Linked DNA regions of Mus musculus: regions 2 and 3 are each linked to region 1. Evidence: chromatin loops called from intact Hi-C (ENCODE). Cell type or tissue: gastrocnemius. All regions are shown on one strand. Region 1 overlaps Polr2f (polymerase (RNA) II (DNA directed) polypeptide F). Region 2 overlaps Eif3l (eukaryotic translation initiation factor 3, subunit L). Region 3 holds the start of Galr3 (galanin receptor 3).

What was found. A loop is a pair of places that touch in the nucleus more often than their neighbours do. Peaks named below come from ENCODE experiments on the same cell type or tissue, not always from the same donor. Only the 100,000 strongest peaks of a DNase experiment are listed, where the experiment ranks them.
Region 2: it touches region 1 in a loop (7-fold over the local background); 14 of 42 quality-filtered maps call a loop at or near these places.
Region 3: it touches region 1 in a loop (5-fold over the local background); 9 of 42 quality-filtered maps call a loop at or near these places.

What each region holds. Positions count from the first base shown.
Region 1 is chr15:79,145,524-79,153,523 of GRCm38, forward strand. It overlaps Polr2f (polymerase (RNA) II (DNA directed) polypeptide F), which reads left to right. Exons shown (of 5, transcript NM_027231.2): 3 at 530-660; 4 at 5,813-5,884; 5 at 6,066-6,251. The coding sequence ends at 6,156. Among named protein-coding and RNA genes, the nearest start is that of Polr2f, 8.2 kb to the left of the region's middle. RefSeq lists an enhancer at 7,081-7,662. In gastrocnemius, CTCF peaks have their summits at 2,625 (motif pointing left) and 3,249 (motif pointing left); a DNase peak (open chromatin) is centred at 3,232; H3K27ac peaks cover 566 bases.
Region 2 is chr15:79,089,744-79,097,743 of GRCm38, forward strand. Eif3l (eukaryotic translation initiation factor 3, subunit L) reads left to right here. Exons shown (of 13, transcript NM_145139.2): 11 at 1-218; 12 at 3,594-3,674; 13 at 4,458-4,657. The coding sequence ends at 4,496. Among named protein-coding and RNA genes, the nearest start is that of Micall1, 15 kb to the right of the region's middle. In gastrocnemius, a CTCF peak has its summit at 3,532; a DNase peak (open chromatin) is centred at 8,000; H3K4me3 peaks cover 566 bases; H3K27ac peaks cover 3,185 bases.
Region 3 is chr15:79,034,326-79,042,325 of GRCm38, forward strand. It overlaps Gcat (glycine C-acetyltransferase (2-amino-3-ketobutyrate-coenzyme A ligase)), which reads left to right. Exons shown (of 9, transcript NM_013847.4): 3 at 635-736; 4 at 932-1,078; 5 at 1,452-1,606; 6 at 1,695-1,777; 7 at 1,942-2,113; 8 at 2,428-2,549; 9 at 2,818-4,031. The coding sequence ends at 2,969. It overlaps Galr3 (galanin receptor 3), which reads left to right and starts at 7,560. Exons shown (of 2, transcript NM_015738.2): 1 at 7,560-7,965. The coding sequence starts at 7,607. In gastrocnemius, CTCF peaks have their summits at 3,640 (motif pointing right) and 4,743; DNase peaks (open chromatin) are centred at 3,654 and 4,774; H3K4me3 peaks cover 218 bases; H3K27ac peaks cover 541 bases.

The DNA.
Region 1 (8,000 bases):
GTGTGTTCTCTCTCTCTCTCTCTCTCTCTCTCTCTCTCTCTCTCTCTCTCTCTCTCTCTCTCTCTCTCTCTCTCTCGCCTAAATAGAGCAGAGGACAGCAGGTTCTTGCTCAGTATGTGTTTGACTCTCATTTACCATGACTGTTCTAGTCACCTGACCCAGTGACTCATTTGCCATATGAAAGAGCAGGTGTTTGTCCTGAGCTTCCGGTTCAGGGTGTGCTCACCACTTACAGGGCCAGCTGTTTGGGCAAGGCGGCTGGCTCTAGAGTTCTGAACACCGTCATCTTTACTGCTAGCTTGGAGGTTTTGGTCAGGTTGGCTGACTCTTGAAGCCCCTGGATTGGGGACCACAATCCTTACCTTACAAGGTTGCATGCGGTTAAGGATTGCGTGGTGTCAGTGAGTGGTTGCACGGTCCATGACATCCAGAAAGGGTTGAGGGTGGTGGGAAGTCTCTGTGTCATCATCGTCCTACCTGATCCAAAACTTGCCCTGAGATTTCCCCTCTTTGTTTGCTTGCTATCCAGGAGGGCCAGGAAAATGTCGAGATTCTCCCATCTGGTGAGCGACCACAGGCCAACCAGAAGCGGATCACCACTCCTTACATGACCAAGTATGAGCGGGCCCGGGTGCTGGGCACCCGGGCTCTTCAGATCGCGTAAGTGCTGCCCTTTGGCCGTCGTGTCTGTCAGTTCACCACAGTGAGCCCAAGCTGCTGGTCCTGCCCAGCCCTGGTGTGTCAGGACTTGTGCAGTGCTTTAGGGCACCTGTGGGAAAATGTAAGAAGTGACATGAGAAGTGACAGTAAGAACCCTGGTCAGCCGGGCGTGGTGGCGCACGCCTTTAATCCCAGCACTCGGGAGGCAGGGGCAGGCGGGTTTCTGAGTTCAAGGCCAGCCTGGTCTACAAAGTGAGTTTTAGGACAGCCAGGGCTATACAGAGAAACCGTGTCTCGAAAAACAAAAAACAAACAACAACAAAACAAACAAACAAAAAAGACACAGGAGGATCATGGGTTCACGGGCCTACCTGGACTACCGAGTGAGTTCTAGGCTAGTCTGGGCAACTAGCAAGACGCTGCCCCAAGATAAAGAATGAAAAGAGGTCTGGGGTGGAGCCCAGTACATGTGATTACCTGAGTTCAGAGAATTCCTGTCAGTTGGTCAAACAAAATAAGAGTGAATTCAGGCAAGGCTGCAACAGCTCCTTCTAGCTTACGCTGATGGGAGGGAGGCTGGCCAGCCCAGCCCAGTAAGCAGGCCCCTCACTTGGGAAAGTCTGGAGCAACGGTGGCTCTGGGCGCTAGGAAACTGAAGAGCATGTTGTTTTTCTAAATTTGGATGGCCGGCCAGTGAGCTCAGCCCATCCAGAGGAGGCAGGGTGTTAGTGGAACTCTAGTGGGAGACCCAAGCCTAAGGGAAACTGTTGGTATGGGGCGCGTGGGTGCTGCAGGATGGACTAGGGAGAAGGAAAAACACAGCAACAGCAGAACATTCTCCCATGGGGCTGGGGAGGCCTGCATAGGGCTGTGAGCATCCCTACCACGGGTTCATACAGCCCTGGGTAAAGTTGACTGCAGTGTCTGCCTCGGTAAAGGGTCTTATGTACAGTCAAGGTTGACCTCAGCCATCCTCAGCTATAGACCTTTCTTCAGCCTGGCTGCACTCTTGGCTCCTTGAGTAAAGCCACCTTCAGGGGGATATGTGGTCCTAGTGGCCTAAGGATAGTCTCTGTTATGGCACTCATTGGCTACATGTGGCCATTAAATCAGCCCTGTGAGGCAGTGCACACCTTTAACCCCAGCACTCAGGAACCAGAGGTGTGTTGATCTCTGTGACTCCAAGGCCAACCTGGTCTACATAAGGAGTTCCAGGAGAGCCTTGACTACACAGTGAGGCACCATCTCAAAAACAATAACAGTAAACCCCAAACAACCACCACTACAACAAAAAACACCTACCCAAACAAAGGAAAAGAAAGCACGCACACATACATACACACACACACCAATACTAGAGATACCTCAGATGCTCAGGGGCCTGTCTGTGGCTCCCAGTTAGCACGGGGACATCACAGGTACAAGACATTTCCAGTTTGCTGAGTGTTCTGGGACACATGTTCCTTTAGCTAAGATTGCCCTGTAGCAGGAAGCCTTCATTGTGCAAATCTAGCAGTGCTCACCACTGCACCTGTCGAGGATGCAGAGGTGATGAAGACATCACCTCTAGCTCCCCAGGGAGCTTCTGATGTAAAGGCAGTGTGGGCAGTGCCCTGCAAAGGATACAGAAAAGCAGGCGCCTCGCGGAGGGGCTAGAGCTAGGAGGCAGATGCAGGGCAGTGGTTTTGCACGTGTCCCTGGTGCTGAAAGCTATGGGTGGGTACAGCCTAAAGGCAAGCTTGCAGCACAAAGAAGGCAAAAATGTTACTAAAGGGGACCAGCAAGATGGCTGAGCTGGTCGAGATGCCTCATTTACAGGAACCCGCGTGGTGGAAGCAGAGAACTGATTTCTTCATGCTATAGCATGCATGTGCTCACACATGTACAGACCTGAACACACAGAGTAGAGTCTGATGAAGTGGTTCATAGAGGGCTCGATGCTCTTTGGGGGCTCAGCACCCTCTTCTGGCCTCTGTGGGCATCCACACACATGTGGCAAAAGCTGCATAAACACAAACGCATATAAGTGAAAATAAAAACATTTCAAACTCTTCACACACTAAATAAATATATATTTTGTTTTGTTTTAAAGTATGTCCTGACCTTGTAGGGCAACCGAGTCACGGCCACCTGTAACTTTGGCTCCAGAGGGATCTGACACTTCTAGCCTCCATAGGCGCCTTCACTCCTGCACAAACCCTAACACAGACACATGAATACAAATAATTTTTTTAATATGATAAATAAAATAAACTTAGTAAAAGATGTCAGCAAACCTACAGGGACAGGTTCAAGTTGGCACACATCTGATAAGCCAGCATGGGACACTCACAGGAAGGGAGGCGTCCTGACAACCCCGACCTAAGCCAATGGAAGGGTCATATTCTGTGGGAGGAAGAGGGCTCCAGCTTAAGCCAGGCTCTAGTGGTCCTTCCCCTGAGAGGTCCCCTGCCCTCTGTCCAAGCACAGCCAGGCTGGATCCTGTACACCGAGGACTGGGCTGTGCCTTCGCTTAGCTGCTGAATGAAACACCAGCTTGGAGCTCTTTTGGTTGAGTCCAGTCTGGCTCGCTAGCACCACCTGCTGGCTGATGTCACTCACCTCTTCCTAACTGGGTGGGTGACAGGTTTATTTGTAGTGACTGCAGCACAGGACAGCCACTTCAAAGCCTGCACTTGCATGTCCACTGGGGCACTGATGGACGATGCCCTTCAGTTACTCCCATTATGTGTAGAGCGCGGACACAGGCAGATCAGGGCAGTGGGTACTCGGGTATAGCCGTGTGGATGGCAGACTAAACCCAGGACCTTACATGCTCTACTGCTTGAGCTACTCCTCAAGTTTTGGGGACATTTCATGATTCAGGAAAGACATTTGGTTTCTGCCCTTGGGAAAATTTCAGGCCTTTAGGATTAGCAGAGACCAGAATATTTAGTCATAAACTAATAAGTGTCAGTCTCAGGGTGGCTGGTCCCCAAAGTCACCCAGCACCTCTGAAGTTACAGTTCTCAGACCCCTTCGTGAGATGAAGGATTCTGTCTCATGGCTCTGGATCAGCAATTAAGAGCACTCAGTGTGCTTGCCAGGTTTGGTTCCTGCCATGAACACGGTGGCTTATAGCCCCCTTCCCTCTGGTACCAGTGTATCCAGTGTCCTCCAAAGGCATGGACCTCCATGTAAGCAAAACACCCACACACATAAGATAAAATATATTCAAACCCTTTCAAAAAAAATCTGTCCTGATGGTGTGGAGACGGCATCGGGCCTGGATTTCAGATGCTTGTTAGTCAGTCTGAGTCTGTTGGTGTGAGCCCGCCCAGGGTTATTGGAGGCGTCTGTCTGTGTGCAGGAAGTGAGCCTGGAGTGATGTGTCCTTGTTGCTGTTGGAGCTTTTGCTTGGAGCAAGCATTGGCTGGGGTCTGGACCCTCTTAGTGCACCATGTGTGGTCCTGGAGCACTGGACGCTCATGGGCTGCTGTGGATGGTGGTGCAGTCAGTGGCTTTGGTGCCCAGAAAGGCATATGTAACTCACCAGGGGCACAGCGGATGGAGATTCCCAAAGTGGCGACATCTGAGCCTCTCTCACGCTTGTAGCGACAGAGGGAGCACTGCGAGGACGGAGAGTAGAAGTGAAAGGACTCTGTACTGAGCCTGCTGTCTGCGCCGTGACAGGTCCCGAGGCCAGGCTTCTGGCTCAGCCCATCTGGCTCAGTCCTGGAGCTTGGAAGGTTCTAGAGCATGGCACCTCACCTGTGGGTCCTCAAGCTGCATCATAACATGGCAGGGTGTCATTTGGTGGGACTGAGCAACCCCGCTGGCTTGGGTTTCTCTTCCTTTAATAAACCCCCTTAGGGCATCATGGTGGTCACACCCTCATGGCTTTCCAAGGGCTCCTCCTCCAGTACCGTCATCATCTTAATTTGGGGGACACTTAAGAACCATGATACGGTTGGTTAGTTGTGGTGGCGCACACCAGTAGGATGTGCTGAAGGAGGCAGAGGGATCACGAGTTCAATGCCAGCCTGGGCTACACATTTGGGCTGGAGAGATGGCTCTGCCCTGGCCGCTCTTCCAGGTCCTGAGTTCCATTCCCAGCAACCACGTGGTAGCTCACATCCATCTGTAATGGAGTCCAATGCCCTCTTCTGGTGTGTCTGAAGATAGCTACAGTATACTCATATACATTAAATAATTTTTTTTAATTATTATTTTTTTTAATGTTTTTTTTTTTTTTTTTTTTGCTTGTTTGTTTGTTTGTTTGTTTGGTTTTTGGTTTTTGGTTTTTCGAGACAGGGTTTCTCTGTATGGTCTTGGCTGTCCTGGAACTCACTTTGTAGACCAGGCTGGCCTCGAACTCAGAAATCCGCCTGTCTCTGCCTCCCAAGTGCTGGGATTAAAGGCGTGCGCCACCACGCCCGGTATTATTATTTTTTTTGTTTGTTTTTTTCGAGACAGAGTTTCTCTGTGTAGCCCTGGCTGTCCTAGAACTTGTTCTGTAGACCAGGCTGGCCTTGAACTCAGAAATCCGCCTACCTCTGCCTCCCAAGTGCTGGGATTAAAGCCGTGTGCCACTACGCCCGACTTTTTTTTTTTATTTTTAAAGCCATAATACAGTGGAGGCATGGAAGTTTGTTGTGGCTGGAATGAAGGTGCCAGGCTGGAAGAGTGTGGCCCTGCTGGGGATGTTGCTGTGAATGCCTTTGCTGTTGGAGCATTACCCAGATGACTTCAGTATGTTACGTGAGACACATCCTAGCATAGTGGTTAGGTACAGATCTCGGCTCTGCCACTCTGCCTACGTGACCTTGGGCAGGACACTTACCTCTCTGTACCTCAGGTTCCTCAGTAGTAAAATGGAAGTCAGAGTAGGCCTCCCTCGCTGAAGCGGAGGATCACGGCAGAGGGACTAGCGTGCAGGGAGCAGTGAGGCAGGGGTCTCTTAGGCTAGGGGATGTGGAGAGAATTCAGGGACTTGTGCTTGGAGGCACATTTTAAATCCAGTCTGCGAGCCTTCCCCTGCGGTGGTGACTCCCTGAGCACCACTGCCGCCATGCCTGCCTGTCCAGGTGCCCTTGCGAGATGAGGAGCGGGACACCAGATCCACCTTCCATGGGCCTTGTCTGCTGACTCCAACCTCTCTGTGTCCCTGCAGGATGTGTGCCCCGGTGATGGTGGAGCTGGAGGGGGAGACAGACCCTTTGCTCATCGCCATGAAGGAACTCAAGTAAGGTCCTCCTCCAGAGCCCAGCAGGCCTCTCTTGGACCTCTGTAGACCTCTGGCTCATTCATGGTCAGCCCCTGGGAACCGAGGGAGGGTGTTGATGTGACCCGTGCTGCTGCCACCTGTCCTCTGCCGGGAGCCAGGGCACCAGCCCTCAACGTCGTGTGACTTCTCTCCACTACAGGGCGCGGAAGATCCCCATCATCATTCGCCGGTACCTGCCAGACGGCAGCTATGAGGACTGGGGCGTGGACGAGCTTATCATCAGCGACTGAGCCGGGCGCGCTCGGCCTGCACCAGCTCTGCTGGGCACCCTCTCTGTGCCCGTTTTATATGTGTAAATAATAAACCTCACCCTTTCCACCCCCTCTCCCCGTTACCTGCGTGCTGCCACCTGCCCTGCTGTAGGACTGGGCATACATCAAGGTGGCCCTGTGACTGTTAGCTCTTTCTAAGGCACCAGGGCCCTTAGCCCCGTGGGTAACACCCCCACCCCCCACCCCACCCCCGTCCCTCCATCCATCTCCCCATGCACCAGAGCAAAAGCTGCTGCAGGGGAGACACCTCAGCTGCCTTCTCAGCAGACAGATGAGTCTTTGTGCCCAGGGAGCTGGTTGCTACGGAAACCCCCAATTTCCTTTCCAGTGGGGACTGGCTGCAGGGGCTTCTCCCTTCTCAGGAGTATCACAGAGCAGGTTTCATCAAGCCAGCCATTGTTCCTAGGGACCTGCCTAGAGCTCTTATCGAGGACTCGGATCCCCTTTCAGGAGCGGTGCTTTAGCAGGAAGCGTGGGGGTGCAGTGATCCCCTACTGTCCCCAGGCAGAGCCCCGTTGGGCAAGTCAGCAACGGGAGCAAGGACCAAGTACCTTTCCAGCCCTGTCCCCACTCTGTCCCAGGCCAGTGCCACAAAGTGCCCCCATGGCCCGCTTCTCTGGTCTGCCATCTTGTGCCATCTCCTCTCCTGCCTCAGCAGGCCCTCTTGTGCGTCCTGCCTCCCACCCTAGGAAGCCCCTTTTATATCCTGAGGTAGAGAGCTGTGTAGAGCCAGGGATGGTAAGGCACGTCTATGTTTCCAGTACTGAGGAGGTGGAGGCAGGAGGTTTGCACAGTGAAGTGAGTTCAAGGTCAGCCTGGGCTACATGAGGCCTTGTCTAAGTTTTTTGTTTTTTTTTTTTTAAGAAAAGAAGGCAGCCATGGGCACTGGCATAGTTGGAAGAATGGCTTTTGAGTGGCCCAGCCTGACCTGGCCCACGGCAGCTCTCAGGAGTCATGGCGTGTCACATGGGATTGGGCACCCTGGTTAGGGTGGGAGGAAGAGTGGCCGCTGTGGTAGGAGGGGTGTTTACTGCTCTGGATAAGGGTTAATTCTGGGGGTCGGAGACTTCGCACCCCTGCCACCCTCCTCCAAGCCTTTGGAATCCTTTAATCAAGCTGGGTGCTGAAATTTCAGCCCTGAAATGCCGCCTTTGTGCTGGCATCCAGGCAGCCTCCCCAGAGTGCAGGGTCACTCTCTCGGCCCCATTTCTCTAAATGGTCCCTTTGTTCCCTGCTGGGCCGCTCAGTATCAGATGTGATTAAGGGGAGATGGGGCTTGGGTAGTAGGAGGGGGAGTTAACCCTTAGGGGATGGGTGTAAGGAGATGGGAGAAGTGGGTGCTCTTCCTCTGGCCTTCCTCTGAATTCTGCTGTTCTTGGGCAGCCCCTCGTTGCTCTGGCAGGCCTGGGGTTGTCCCCTGTGGAATATGCTGTCACCTCCCATCTCCTAAGGCTTACGGTCATCTTGTCAGTCATTTAAAAACACCTGACACCAGAGTGTCTGCTGTGCCGGAGCACATCCAAACCTGTGTTCCAGGGATGCACACAACCTGCTAACACTGGCTTCCGTTTTTGTCATCCCCCATGGCCATTTCCCTACAGCCTACACCAGTGGTGGTGACATGGGCACTCTAATGAGGTAGCAGGCCTCTCTTATGGGGCCCCACCATCTTGCCTGCTGTGTCTCCAGTTCCTCCTTGGAGCAGGAGATCCATAGACTGGAAATGGTAGAGAGGCAGTAAGAGTCAGCGTGTGAGGCTGCTTTATATCCGACAGTGCTGGTAGCATAGATAGAAACCTGCA
Region 2 (8,000 bases), 56 kb before region 1:
AGCAGGCCCAGCTCTCCACCATCCGCAGCTTCCTCAAGCTCTACACCACCATGCCTGTGGCCAAGCTGGCCGGCTTCCTGGACCTCACCGAGCAGGAGTTCCGCATCCAGCTGCTCGTCTTCAAGCACAAGATGAAGAATCTGGTGTGGACCAGTGGCATTTCTGCCCTAGATGGCGAATTCCAGTCGGCCTCGGAGGTGGACTTCTATATTGATAAGGTATGGTATACCCGGAACCAGTCACTCCGCTTATCCTCTCAAAGGTGTGAACAATAGATGATAGCCTTGCATCAGATGCGTAGTAGGTTAGAAGTGTGAGTAGTGGGAACAGGGGAAGGGTGGTGGAGACAAGCACACGCAGGAGAAGTGGGGGATAAAATGCTGTGCATGCAGAAGTGGGACGTCCATGTCTACTAGGAACTATTCAGCTATGCCTGCCCCAAGTTCTTGTTGCCGTGGTGGTTTCAAACTGCAACAGTGTACATCCTACTGGTTACAGGCATAGGATGGTACAACGGATGGTACAACACTTTGTTTAGAAAGTGACCTGTAAGCTGAAACAGAGCTTAGCGTTAGCTGTGAGAGAATGGGCAACACTCTCACTGTGTATACTCAGTTTACCCATGCCTGCCCTGAGGTGTGTGACACATCACCGCCCCTCGCCTCCTGCCAAGATTGTTGTGCAGTTCACCTGCTCTCCTGTTGCTGGGTTTGTGCCTGACTTTGGATTGTTAAGTAAGGACACATGATGGGCTTTTTTTTTTTTTTTTTTTTTTTTGATTTTTCGAGACAGGGTTTCTCTGTAGCTCTGGCTGTCCTGGAACTCACTCTGTAGGCCAGGCTGGCCTCGAACTCAGAAATCCACCTGCCTCTGCCTCCCAAGTGCTGGGATTAAAGGCATGTGCCACCACGCCTGGCTCACATGGGCTTTTTTGAGAGATGGATGGGGCTTTGAATTTAGGATCCTCCTGCCTCAACTTCCCACCTGCCGGGATTGACTGCTTTATGGAAGGCTTTTTTTTTTTTTTTCTTTCGAGACAGGGTTTCTCTGTATAACCCCTGGCTGTCCTGGAACTCACTTTGTAGACCAGGCAGGCTTCGAACACAGAAAATCGCCTGTCTTTGCCTCCCAAGTGCTGGGATTAAAGGTGTGCGCCACCACGCCCAGTTTACGGAAGGCTTTTGTAGGTTAGCTAGCAATAATCTGTATGTAATTTGCACGTGTGTCTGGGTATATGCTGAGTTCTTTCTCAAGTATTAACCCAGCAGTGGCTTCCTTGGGATGAGACGTAGGCTGAAGACTAGCGTTTTCTTTCTGTGCCCCTCTGTCGAAGCTGGAGGCTTTAGTGTCCTATTTAATGAGAACATGAAGTGACTTTGTTGTTGTTTTGCCGGTGCTGGCTGCTGAGCTGAGCCTGTGTGTGTCAGGCAGGCACTCTGCACTCTGCCATCTTCCTGGCCCAGTTCTTCATTTCTTTTTGTGAAGTTGCCCAGGCAGGCAGGCAGGCAGGCAGGCGATGGATGGATGGATGGATGGATGGATGGATAGGGTTCTGAACTTTGATCCTCTTGCCTTGGCTTCCTAAGTAGTTGCGGTTACAGGTCTCTGCCACTGTAGCTATTGTTTTGGTTACTTTTCTATTGCTGTGACAACACCATCACATCACCAAGGCAGTTTATGAAAGACCCAGTGTTGAAGTATATGAGCCTATGCGGCCATTTTCCTTCAAACCACCACACCCAGTCATGTTTTTCATTCGCATTTTTCTCAGAAGCACATAACAGTGAACATTGTATATGTTGAGTACTGCATTCTCTTCCTCCAGCAGCTACTCACTTGATATGCCCTTGGTGTGTTTTATTTATGTGTGTGGAGAGACACATGCATGTGGAGAGCAGAGAACATTTTGTAGGAATCCGCTCTCATTCACTGTGGGATCCCAGTCATCCATCAGAGTTGCACAGAATGTGCTAGCACCCTCTGTCCCAGCTCTCTCTGACTCTTAAAAAGAATGGTTTTAGGCTTGGAGCACGTGCCTAATAGATCTCTCTTGGGCATGTGTGTAATTGTAGAATAAATGAATCTGCTTGGGTTATCTGTTTTTTAAATTATTATTATTATTATTAGTGTGTGTGTATAGACAAGCATATATATATATATATGCGCCATATGGTGGGGAGAGGAGGTTGGAGTCATTGTCAGGCATGTGTGGCAGGTGTCTTTAATCACTGAGCCATCTTGCTGTCCAGTAATTTGGTTTTAAGACCTTACTTGGAGCCAAGTGTGATGGCACATGCCTTTAATCCCAGCACTTGGGGGGTGCATCTCTGATTTTGAGGTCAGTCTGGTCTACAGAGCAAGTTACAGGATAGCCAGGGCTACACAGAGAAACCCTGTCTTTAAAAACAACAACAACAAAAGAGAACTTGCTGCTCTTCCAGAGGACTAGTGCTTACAGCAGGCTCTGTGGGATCAATGCCTCGAGCTTCCTTGGCACCAGCACTCGAAAGTGCTTACCCACATGCAGATACACATCCACTCATCATTTAAAATCGTTTTAAAAGGAGAGGGTGAGGCAGAGAGTAATAAAGACATTCTCTGTCGGCCCCTGGTCTCTGTGCAAAGTTGTACACATCCACTCAGACATGGACACACACATGCTCGCGCACACCCCCTTCTGTACACTGTCTAGCCAACTCCTTGCCTTCCTTTCTGGATTCACTCAGTGTGTGACATATGTGCTCTGAGAGTATCATTGACTGCTCTGCCCACTCGCTCATCTCTTGGTGACTCAGCAGCTAATCCCTTGGCATCAGTTTAATAAAACGCTTCTACTAATGTGGTCATTACAAGTCAGATGTTATTTTTATGTTTTGTTATTTGTATGTGTGATCTGTGTGCTGGGTGCATGTGGAGGTCAGAGACAACTTTAGGGAGTTGGTTCTCACCTTTCATGGGGATGAGACAGGGCCTGTCTTGTGTCTGCTCTCCTGGACTCTTGTGTCTCGACCTCCCATCCCGCTAGGAATGCTGGATTACAGATGGTCCCCATCTTAAGCCACCTCCATAGCCCACAAGTCAGGTTTTGCTGGGGTGCTGTACTCAGATTAAATCAATACTATGTTCATGGTTTACAGGCCCTATGCCGATCATGCCTGAGTGCTGGGGGAGTGCTGGGTCAGGGTGGTCCTCTCCCATCCGCCTCTCAAGTGTTAGGATTGCATGTGTGGGTGTGGATGTGGGTGCGGGTGTACTTACATGCTTTTGTTTCTCGCTGACTGCTAATGCTCCACTTCCCCAAATGTCCCTTTTGAAAATTAGTGTAGGAGCTGAGTTTGATAGTCCAGGCTCTGCATCTAAAGTTCAAGGCTAGCCTGGGCAATTTAGACCCTCTCATAATAAAAAGTAAAGAGGGCTAGGGGTAAAGCTAAGTAGTAGAGCCCCTACCCCCTGCCCCAGTGCTGAGGGGAGCGCTGTAGATGTTAGTAACACTTGACACAATTGTGCTTTGCAGTTAAGTGGCTCCACACTAGGTGGCCCTCTCCTCCATCCCTGCCCTCGCATCCACCACTTCTAACTGCTTTCTCCCATAGGACATGATCCATATTGCAGACACCAAAGTTGCCAGACGCTATGGGGATTTCTTTATCCGACAGATCCACAAGTTTGAAGAGGTAAGATGTCTGAGAGTTGGCTAATAAGCCTGTAGATTGAGAAGGTACTTTAAATTCTTCTTCATCTTTATTTTTAAGAAACTGGTGATTGGCCCTTTAACTTTCTAAGCTTGCCTGGCTAGCAGCTTGGGCCCAGGAACTGCTGTGTCAGCCCTTTCTAGGAGATCTCCTTCCAAGATCTTGGTCTGTGGGTGGCCCTTCGAGGGGTGCTGCTGTCCTTTCCCTTCCTGGTATTTCCTAATAAGGGTGGATTTGCTGCTGCACCCCTCCTTCCCACTTCTCCCGCTCAGACAGGTCTGGCCAGTGTCTGGATGCTAGAGAACTGGAAGCTGTGTTTGACAGGCCTGGTGCTCTCGTATCTTGTCCTAGGAATTGCCTTGTCTGTCAGGCCAAAGAACATAAAATTGTAAGGCCCTCTGTTGTCCACCTCTGAGCCACCTTGTCCTGGAGTCCTCTGACAGAAGCCATGCTCCTTCAGGATTTTAACAGTTGGGCATTGTTTTTAACCCTCTAGCTGCTAGGCAGCAAAAAGAGGTTGAAACTCAACTAATCTAGCCACACTAACCCTGTCCTGTCTATGAAATGGGCTAAGTGGTCTAGGATGTGGGTTTGCCAAGCAAGGACAAGGAAAAAGACCTATGACTGTTTTGGGGTCTAAGGCTTTCTGTGGCCCTCCAGGTCTCAGAGGGGTTGCTGGGTGGGTGTCAGGTTTCTTGATTGTGCACACTGTTGGGATAGGTCCCAAAAATTCCACATCTAATCTAGCTTTACTTTACCATGTAGCTTAATCGAACCCTGAAGAAGATGGGACAGAGGCCCTGAAGATACTCATCCACGAGTCAAGAACCTGTTTTGATATTATAGATGGGAAGCATTCTTGTCACCAAGAAGCCTTACCTAAGTCAGCCGTCAGCTGAATTGAAACTTGTTCAAATCAAGGACTGGATGTTTTAAGGCGCTCTCAGTAAAGGGTCTTTGTTGGAGCTGGGTTTGTGGTCTCATTATTATGGGCAGATCTGTGGCTCTGGCAGCGATGCATTGTTTCCTCTATATCCTGCTTTCCTGGTGCATCAGACAGTATGGAAGCCGAATTCTTTTATCCCTGTGTTCATAACATACTGCATGCTTTATAGAATAGTTCACATGTCTTGTGTCTGTCCGGTGCCCATGAGAACCCCATGAGATTTAAATGACCTGCCAGAATTTGCATAGCAAGTTAGTGGTGGGTGCTGTGCTCTTGGAAGAAACTATGGGGAATCTCTTACTGTCAGGAATTGTGCAGAAAGCACTCGGACACGAGTTACAGCTCAGGTTTTGTGCAGCTTCATTTTTTTTTTTTTGTTTAGAAAGTGTATCCTAAGCCAGGTGTGGTGGTGCACGCCTTTAATCCCAGCACTCAAGAGGCAGAGGCAGGTTTCCGAGTTCGAAGCTAGCCTGGTCTACAGAGTGAGGTCCAGGACAGCCAGGGCTATACAGAGATACTCTGTCTCTTTTGGTTTTTTTTTCGAGACAGGGTTTCTCTGTATAGCCCTGGCTGTCCTGGAACTCACTCTGTAGACCAGGCTGGCCTCGAACTCAGAAATCCGCCTGCCTCTGCCTCCCGAGTGCTGGGATTAAAGGCGTGCGCCACCACGCCCGGCTGATACTCTGTCTCGAGAAAAAAAAAAAAGTGTATCCTGAACTAATTTTATTAGTTGTTCTGCCCAGATTAGTACCTGCTGGCAGACAGAGTTGGGCCTCCTCTGCAGATCTGTTGTACAGTCCTCTGTATGTGGTGGAGGCAGTGTTTGAGACAGGGCTGTGTACCCCAGCATGACCTCACACATAATCCTGCTGCTGTTGCAGCTTTTCTACTAGGATTAGAGATTTTTCATTGTGGAATTTTTTTTTTTTTTTTTTTTTTTTTTGTGGGAAGCTTTATTTTATGAGTATGGGTGTTTGCATGTATGTCAGTGTATCATATGTGCAGTGCCTACAGATGCCAGAAAGGGTCATCAGATCCCTCTTCACTGCTGAGCCATCTCTCCAGACCCTTTCTGGCTTTTTGAGACGGGGTGCTGATATGTGGCTCGGGCTGACCTAGCTAGCAAAGTAGCCCAGAATGGTCTGACTTGAAGTCATGCTTCTTAGTCCTGATGGTTGGCAGTGACTTTCCTTTCCTGGGTGTTAATGGTCTATGTGTTACCTTGGTGCCTTGCCCGTAATCCGGTGCCTGAGCTTGGTGCCTAGTGCAGAAGGTGATTGTGGGACAACTTGTGCTCTCTGAGCCAAGGGTGGGAACGGGCGGGATGCTGTTTAAACCCATTGGTTGCCTGGTAACAGAGGATGCTCACTTGTTTATCCTCCCCCACATTTGGAATTCATAAGCACCTCTCTCTCTCCCACCAATTTGCCTAATTCCTGCAAGCTATTAATGTAGCCTTATGTGGAAGGAGGTCTATGTGGACAGGTGTTAGAATCTTGGTTATCCAGATGGGCTCTGATCCAGTGACGGGGATCTTGCAAGACGCACAGACATTGGAGTTCCCCAGCTGAGAGCTACAGAGGCTTTCTCTCCTGGAGAGCTGACCTCCATCTTGATTTCAGGGTTTTGGCTTTCTGAATAATGTGACTTCTGCTCTACAAGGGAACTGACTAGGCACCGCTAGGCAAGGAGGAGGTCCATGTATGGAGAAACCAGATCCTACCTGTGGAGCTTAAACTTTGACAGGGTGATAAATTATGCTTGCCAGGACGATGATAAAATCTATGGGGAATTACAATGCCACAAGGATAGTTTTGACCCAGGTATGCCTGTAATCCACACTCTAGGGAGGCTCAAAGTGGCAGGTCAGTGACAGTTCGAGACTACCTTGCATTTGTGACAAGATGAGGGGACACAGTAATAGGGGTCACTTTGAGCAGACTACTGAAGGCAGATATTACAGATAACCTGGGGAAGTGTTGACCTGCAGAGGAAACAGGCACTGAGGCCAGAGCACATAATTCTAAGGGATCACAGAAGACAGCAAGTTGGTGTGGGGATATGTGGGGAGCCAGAGACTGTGGGGTCTGTCGGTGGTGGTAAGGGGGTGAAGCCTTAGTGAGGCTGGACGGATACCATACCAGAGAGGTAACAGCTCTTTGCTAATTCCAGAGCTAAAGGGTGGAATTCAAAGATGAACCCAGGTCAGCCCAGTCTTAAAGACTTGTCCTGGGACTCAGCCCCACTTCCCGAAGGAAAAAGGCCAAGGGCATTCTCTGCCTTAACAGGGAAAGTATCCAAGCGCTTGTAAAACCCTTGGGAATTCTCCAGCCTCTTCATCTGTGACCTTGTAGTAGTGTCAGGCTGGAGTGAGGATCTGCCAGGCTCTGGACTCCCCATCTTCCTGTCCAGTGCTAGTTTCTGACTGGGGGAGGGGCTGTGCTCTGACTCCTTAGTATCTCCTGCTGTTCCTCCAGCAGCCCTGGCACTGGGCAAAGGTGACTCCCCTGGGCTAATCTTTTCCCCAACTGTTTTTAAAAATCAGTTTTTAGGGCTGGTCCTGGTGGCGGTATATCATTTGGGAGCCCCCCAAATTTTTAAAAATGTTTCTAAAGTTGCCAGGCATTGGTGGCACACACCTTTAGTCCCAACACTTGAGAGGCAGAGGCAGATGGATCTCTGAGTTTTAAGGTTAGTCTAGGTTACAGAGCAAGTTCCAAAACAGCCAGTGCTATATAGGGAAAACTTACTTCAAATAAAAATTGTTTTAAATTATCTCTGTTAGGGAAGCACCTTAGTAGGATGGTTTCTGGGAATCCTACCATATAGGTGCTGGGATTGAAGTTTTCAGGCAAGTACTTTTCACACAGTCCCTTGGGTCAGCCTGACAGCTAGAAACCCTGTCTTGCAAGCAACAAAAATAAACACAGTCCCTGGGCTAACACTGGAGTTGCAAGTTTTCTCTTTCCTTTCTCACGCTGGATCAGGGACCTGGAGAGATGGCTCAGTGATTAAGAGAAAATACTATCTTACAGAGAATCTAGGTTTATTTCCCAACACCCACATCTTGTGGCTCAAAACTCCCTCTAAGTCCAATTCCAGGGGACCCCTGGCCACCGGCAGGCATTAAAAACCAGCCTTTTATACATAAATAAAAATGAAAACAGTTGAGGTTTTTTTCCAGATCAGCAGTAGGCTGACTGACATGGCTTCCTTGCCCTCTCCTTGCCTTACCCAGGGTCACACACACAGTGTGTGTGTGTGTGTGTGTGTGTGTGTGTGTGTGTGTGTGTGTGTCTGGCTCCAGGTCATCCCTCAGCCCAGTGGCCGTCCGCACTTGGCAGCCAGCAGCCGTGGTGTGG
Region 3 (8,000 bases), 110 kb before region 1:
AGAATGTCTAGTAGTCGCTGTGCCTCCGAAGGTGGTAGCCTTCTTTTTGGTTCTTTGAGAGAGGGTTTCTCTGTGCAACAACCCGTGGCTAACCAGGAACTCACTCTGTAGACCAGGCTGGCCTCGAATTCCTGGACTTCCACCTGCCTCTGCCTTCTAAGTGCTGTGTGCTGTGCCGGCATTAAAGGTGTGGGCCACCATGCCTGGCCATATATTTTCTAACAAAACTCTTGTGTTGAACCAAACAGCTCCCAAATCTCAGTGGTGGAGCCCCAGATAAGCATAAGCTCACTTCGTGTGATCCTCTTGTTTGCTGTGGAGAAACCAAAGACAGTCTGATGTGAAGGCATGTCTTCTGTCCCCAGCATCACTCAGAATCCTAATACTAGACAGACCTCCACTGCAGGCAAAGGTCCGCTCGGGATCGGACCTGCCAGATCCCAGCCTCCAAAGTGGAAGTAGCTGCGACAGTCCAAGGCTCCCAAGAGTCATCTGTGCCAAGAGCAATGCAATGTGTGGCTGAGGCTATAGGCTTCCTTCATGGGGTCTGGTGATGGCCATCTAAGCCTCTGTCCTCTAGGACTTGTCCCGCAAAGCCTGCTGGCACTGATTTTAACCTGCCTGTGTCCTTTAGAGCATCCATAAGAATCTAGAAGCCAAGATAGCCCACTTCCACCAGCGTGAGGACGCCATCCTCTATCCCAGCTGTTTCGATGCCAACGCTGGCCTATTTGAGGTGTGTAGAGGCTGTGGGCAGCTTGGAGTTGGGCATCTGGGAGAGCTAACCTATGTAAACTGGAAGGCAGGGGTGACAGGAGCCTGGTACTTTTTCATCTGGCCCTAGGCACCTGGTAGAGGTAGAGTTTTGCCTCGAGGGGAGTTATGAGGGAAGGGATACTTCTGGGGGCTATATAAGAACTCCTCCCCATAGGCTTTGCTGACCCCAGAGGATGCGGTTCTGTCAGATGAGCTGAACCATGCTTCCATCATTGACGGCATCCGACTGTGCAAGGCCCACAAGTACCGTTACCGCCACCTGGACATGGCTGACCTGGAAGCCAAGCTGAAGGAGGCTCAGGTGGGGTGAGGCCCTGGGGCTCCAGAGAAAGGCCTACATTTCCCTGCTCGAGGAAACGAAACTTGGAAGCATTACCCCTTTTCCAAAGAGCTGGAAGAGCAGAGGGAGCCATTTTGACTTCCTCATCCCTTATGCCCAAGACTTGTCTGTCGCTCCATTTCACCTGAGGTCAGGAAGCATCTTTTAAGCAGGTGTGTCTAGGACCTGTCCCCACTCCAGCTTGTCCACTTGAGGTCTGAGCCCTTTCTCAGGGACAGGCCTAAAGTGGCTAAGCCTAGCAGAGATGAGCAAGGCCCAGGACAGGGCCTCAAGGCTGCCAAAGAGCAGGTGCTCTGGTCCTACACCGTATCATCTGCCCTTCTCTGTCCCACAGAAGCACAGGCTGCGCCTGGTGGCCACAGATGGAGCTTTCTCCATGGATGGTGACATCGCTCCCCTACAGGACATCTGCCGCCTTGCCGCCCAATATGGTGCCCTGGTCTTTGTGGATGAATGCCATGCCACTGGCTTTCTTGGGCCCACAGGACGGTGGGAACATTTGAGGGCTGGGTGGGGGCTTCTGCAGGTGGGTGGGAAGTCCGGTGGCCAGTGACAACAGTGGTTACTTTCTTTGCAGGGGCACAGATGAGCTGCTAGGTGTCATGGACCAGGTCACCATCATCAACTCCACCCTGGGGAAGGCGCTGGGTGGAGCATCAGGTGCCTACAGAATCCTATCTATGGGCTCTCCTTCCCCACACGCAGGGCCTGCCTCATCGCTGTAGAGAAAGTAGGGACAGGAGTCAGAGAGGAGGACGGTATGAACTATAGGGGTTCAGGCGGTTCCTGGCCTCTCTTCAACTTTTTTTTCTTTCTGTTTTCAGGGGGATATACCACCGGGCCTGAGCCACTGGTGTCCCTGCTACGGCAGCGTTCTCGGCCCTACCTCTTCTCCAACAGCCTGCCCCCTGCTGTAGTCGGCTGTGCTTCTAAGGCCCTGGACCTGCTCATGGAGAGCAATGCCATCATCCAGTCTATGGCTGCCAAGACCCGGCGGTATGGTGCCCACAGGGTTGGATCAGAGAGAGGGAGAGATGGTAGCCACGCACCTTTCTGCCTCCTCCTGTCTGCTTCCTTTCCTTCCCACCCTCTCTGCCAGAGCATCCTCCTTCAGTCTCTAATGCCCTCTCTTGATACAGCTACTTCCCCACCTCCCTTTGTCCTTCCAGCCCCTGCTTGTGCCTCACCTGCTCTTTGGGCCTGTATGTCTATCTTTTTTTTCCTTCCTCTAACCAGTGGGCATAGACCCTGAGCCTCTTCCTCAGGCTCTATGGCCTTCAGCTCCCTGTGACACTCAGCTGTGTCCCCAGGTTCCGCAGTAAGATGGAAGCTGCTGGTTTTACTGTCTCAGGAGCCGATCACCCCATCTGCCCTGTGATGCTGGGAGATGCACGGTTGTCTTCTCAAATGGCAGATGACATGTTAAAGAAAGGTAAGAGGATTGGGGGCAGAGTTGTCCTCAGAGAAAAGAACACCTGTAAACTGTAGCTCCTCCCTACATCCACGCCCTGCTCCTTGCTGCCCACATCTCCTTAGATCAGCCATCATCCAGACTTAACAAACCACAGGCTATGAGGTGGTCTCATGCCTGTCAGCTTAGGCATCCCTTGTTCTTGCGGGTGGACCATGGGACAGCAGGCCCTTATATGTCATAGCCCCAAAGCCTGTCTGCCTCTGGTGTACCCCTGCTGTTTTCCCAGGTATCTTTGTCATCGGATTTAGCTACCCTGTGGTCCCTAAGGGCAAGGCCCGGATCCGGGTGCAGATCTCAGCTGTACACAGTGAGGAAGACATTGACCGCTGTGTGGAAGCCTTCGTGGAGGTGGGGCGGCTGCATGGAGCTCTGCCCTAAGCTCTTGGTAGGGACCTGCAGAGCCAAAGTTCCTCCACTGCCGCTGACATAGGGCTCCTCTGGTCAGCCCAGATCAGAGGCTGTGACTCAACCCAGACTTCTAGAGCCTGGTTGAAAATGGGCCTGTACTTGTCATCAGAGAGACAACAATGTGGAATTTGGCTATGACACTTCAGTCTGCTTTATTCTGGGTAGGCGTACCTCTGGCTACCTGAAGAACCAGGCAGGGGCTGGATCTCGCATGAGGTGCATCTTCCCCCAAACTAAGTCGGGATGCTGTGTCTGGGAGCCACCGTTTCGTACATAAAGCATTCTGTGCTGCTGTGCAGGGCAGTGGAGAACCAGCCCTGTGGACCCTTTCTGCAGCCTAAGCTGGGTGGGCACCTTGTCTCCTGTGCCCTAGCAGAAGGATAAAATGTAACTGCCAAATGAGAATTGTTCCTAGACCTGTGTTCCCTAGGAGAGGGCAGAGGTTCAGGCCCCAGAAAGAAGAAAGCAGATCACCCCTGAAGGACATCGAATCCTTGTTTTCCAGAGCTCTTTGTCCTTAACCCCGTGGCCTTAGGCCCCTGTGCAGGTCCCAGTTTCCCCCCACTTTAGAGAGCTGATGTTCCATAGGGACACCTTTCTGTCTCTGATTCAAAAGCCGATAGTCTGTCTGATGGTTCAGCCGCCAGGGGGCGCAGCGCGTTCACGCTGCCGCCGCTGGCTACTTGGGGGCCTTGGATCAGGCTGTTGGGCAGCCCTCAAGCCAGGCCAGAAGGGCTGGTTTGCTGCTACGAAGGCCCTGTCCTTCTACCCTGTCTTCCTACCGGCAACCATCACACCTGCTGCTCCATTACCATAGGTGTGGCCTCCTTCCCATTTTGCTGACCTTGCTTTACTGTGGGAAAGGAGGGGTGGAATCTCGCAGGCTCAGCCCCGCAGGCTTATGACTGCTGCTGTAGGCTCAGTGTGGGGGTGTGGCCTTGGGTAGCTCCCTAGCTATCTAGAAGTAGAACGTGGCAGGCAAGTAGGACTTACGGTTTCATTAAAAAAACAACAATGCAAAACCAAAAACAGAAAGTGAGGCACCTGCCTCTTCCTCCAGCTCACTTGCCTAGTATCTGAACAGCTTGGGACGGTCAGAGCAAGCTCCAACCTAACCTTGCAGATTCTTAAAGCTGGGGTTCCGAGAATCCTCCTTTGCAACCCGGTAGTGCTGAAAGGGTCGCAGCCTGGCAGGAGGCAGCTGTGGCTACGTCGTTCTGAAATACAAAGCGATGGTGGTGGTAGTTAGGGAGTCCCCGGTGGGCCCATGCCAAAGTGTCCCCCTGAGAAATCACAGCACGCAACAGACCTGATATAAGAAAGTTTATTGTGGAGGAAGGGAGCCTCAGAAACCTGGAAAAGGGATAGAGGCAGAGAAAGGGGGAACAGAATGAGAGAGGCCGGCTAGGAACACATGGAAACAGAGAAAAAGAAATTGGGGGATAAAGAGAAGGAGGGGCTGGGTGGGGAGCCATCCTCCTTATACCCTGCCACATCTGGCAGGCTATGGTGGCAGGTGATGATGCAAGCCTTCGCTAGGTCGCTGTTGGGAGGAGCCTAATGGAACTGTAAGCCAATAACATCAAGAGCAGAAACACCTGCAGGCTACCCCAGCAAGTCGGGCACCTGATGCCAGGTACCCCAGTTTGATGTATGTGTCCTGTGCAGGCTGATAGCTCATGCCCAGGGACCAAGAGCAGCCACTAGGTGGTGTGGGTGGCATACCCAGCCAGGTCCAGAATACCAGGCCTGGGGCCCACCCACACCTACGCTAGACTGCCACCCAGCGGCACAGTGGGAGAGCCACCTCCTGCAGCTCCCAGGCACTGCTGCAGGCATTGTCTGTCAGGAGGCGGTTCCTGTAGCAGTTGCACCATGACCTCCCAGGCCAGTTGGCCTCAGTGTTAACTCCATGCTGTCATGCAGCGTGGGGCTCAGCAAGCCCGCTGATCCAGGATCGGTTCTCTCACCTTGCAACTCGTCTGCCATCCAGAAGGGGTCCTAGAAGGTGCCCAGTAGGCACAGCATGTGATCCAGAGTGGGCATATACCAATAGTCTTTGGGCTTCTGTGGCAAGCCAAAAGGCATTGGAAGACCAGAAGACCAGCTTCGGATCAACCCTAAGGGAAGGGAGGAGGTGGTGGTAAGGACACCCCGAGGCTCCAGCCATGATGGTCTGTCCTCCCTGCCCCACAGCCAGGCTCTCTGATTGCCTCCCTTCCCTTCTCTCCTCCACTACTGTACCAGCTCAGCCCTGCTGCTTCTCAGAACCCTCTACACGGGTACTTTGAGCCCAACCCCAGCAGGGAAGGAGAGAGTTATAGAGGCCGGGCCAGTGGGGGTGTTCCAAGAGGTAATAGAATCCACCTACGTCTGGGACTCTAGGTATGGATATGTGGATTCACACTTCTGGAAGTCTACTGCGTTGCCGCCCTTGATTTTCAAAATCTCACATCAAGTCTAGAGACCTACAAGGGATCTAAAGAGCCCTCCTTTCTGATCACCGGCGCCAGAGGTTGTGAAAGTCAGCTTTGCGGCTTCTAGGTCTGATTCCTAATAGCTCCATCCAGTGAGCCTCTTGTGAGTGGGGTTGGTGACACTAGAGAGGCCCCGCAAGCACTGGTAACTGCATAGGGGGGCTTCCCACAGGAACTGGTCTTGAGTGTTGCCCAGATCTTCCAGTCCTAGCTCCATGGGGCACTCGTCTCTGATGTGCCCTCCACCTTCCGGTTCTGGAAGGATTCTTCTCCTCCCCAGCTCTCTGCCCTTGATACATACGGTTGTCCAATATCCAGTCTCTTGGTTGGCAAGTCTAGTGCCCCTCCCTCCCCAAGTGGCAGCTGCTCTACCCCTGGAAGCCCATAGGCCACTCCTCCCAGGGCTCATGCCTACCATTCAGCAACATCTGGTTTGTGCCTGGGCAAGAGGCCCTCAGGTGAATTAAGTGCAAATCCTCTCTCCTTTCTCATCTCAGCCATAACAAACTTCTTACAAGATGGAAAGGCACAGGTCATGTTCTCCCTCTGGAACCTTCCTAGCTTCCCTGTGGCTTTCAGGCTAAATCAAGACCTGGCTTCCAGTCGATGAAGCCCCTTAAACTAGCTTAGGGAATGAAATGGGTCTTGTGATTCCTACCTGAAGTCCACAACAAAGAGCTTTTGGTCCTGGTTTCCCAGCCTTGGAAACTCCATTTAAAAATAGAAATCCTTTCTGAGCTTAGATCAGAGTTCTACTTGGAGCCAAGGAAGCTAAGGCACTAGGGGGGAGGAGTCACAGGCCACAGGAGGTGGGAGGTGCCAGGAATGGGCTGAGCCCTGGGCAGGAAAGGGTTAACCACGGAAGCCAATCTCCTAGAGCGGAGATCAGTGGGTTACTGCCCGTGAAAGCGAGAATGAGGTGGCAACAACGCAGACAGGCAGAGAAGAGCGGCGCTGAAGAGCATGCCACCCCGGGGAAATCGGGGGTCTGAGGAGGAGGTGGCCAGTCCACTCCGGAGCAGTAGCGAGTGCCCAACATCCAACTCAGCGGACAGCTGAGGGCAGGGGAGAGGAGAGGAGGGGCCTTGAAAATGAAGAGAGAGAAATAGGAAGCAGAGGCGTACCTGCATGGAGGCAATCAAGGGCTGAAACAAGAAGCTCCAGCCTGGCCGTTCTACCAGGAAGCATGCAGGGGCCCAGTGCCTAGGGCTGAGGTGGGTGCCGCCTATCCTGGGCTTGGGGGCTTACTGCTTGTAGGTGCTGTGTAGGGGCAGATGTCCCCCTTCTTCTGTCCTCCCTGCCTCCTGAACCCCTGCTCCTAAGTCATCTCACTGCTGCACTGGGTCCCTGAGCACAAGGGGACCCACAGGTTGTAAACTGCGGCTCAGGGTAGGGTTGACACCAGGCAATGTGCGCACAGGCACGTGCATGGGGACACATGTGAACAGTCGGGTAGCACCTGTTGCAGTTTTTCCGATGCGCATTCCAGCCTAGGAGTCAGGATCCCAGCAGCCCCAGAGCTGTCACTCAGGTTGTGATATTAGCCACTTGTGTCACCTCTCTAGGCCTCAGTTTCCCTACGTGCAGAGCGGAGGCGGTGACTTCTGTGGTCTTCCTAGCTCTGCTGCTGTAGTGCTCTCATGAGGAAGGACTCTTCATTGACTCAGGGGTGTTACCGGTGCCGCCTGTTGCCACAAAAATGCCCCTAAATTCAAAGGTCTCCCCTGAGCGTCCAATGTGGTTGAAAAAGAAAATATAGCCAGTTTGTGTTGCCTCTCAGCGGCCTCGGCATCTTCTTATTCTGCCTGTGTCTTCATGTGCCTTATAAATCTAGAATAACCCAAACAGCCTTCCAGGTTCTGGGTTAAAGAGGTGTTCCCTAGGAAACCAAGGATCAGCGTGTGTGTGTGTGTGTGTGTGTGTGTGTGTGTGTGTGTGTGACACACACAACCAATGTGACTGTCTCACATGCTGACTTTGGCTTTGTTCTACCCTCTTCTGTCCTTCATGAACTTCTAGCCCAGATACCTGGTCAGATCCAGGCTGAAAGAACCAGATTCCTGGGTCAAGTGCCTTGAGACCTGGCCTCCTGTCTGAAGACCCGTTTTCTCTTCCTCGTTTGCTAGGAAAATGGCTGACATCCAGAACATTTCGCTGGACAGCCCAGGGAGCGTAGGGGCTGTGGCAGTGCCGGTGGTCTTTGCCCTCATCTTCCTGTTGGGCATGGTGGGTAATGGGCTGGTGTTGGCCGTGCTTCTGCAGCCTGGCCCAAGTGCCTGGCAGGAACCGGGCAGTACCACGGATCTCTTCATCCTCAACTTGGCGGTGGCCGACCTTTGCTTCATCCTGTGCTGCGTGCCCTTCCAGGCGGCCATCTACACACTGGATGCCTGGCTCTTTGGGGCTTTCGTGTGCAAGACGGTACATCTGCTCATCTACCTCACCATGTATGCCAGCAGCTTCACCCTGGCGGCCGTCTCAGTGGATAGGTGAGCTGTACCTGGGTCAGGCCAGAGAGGGACCT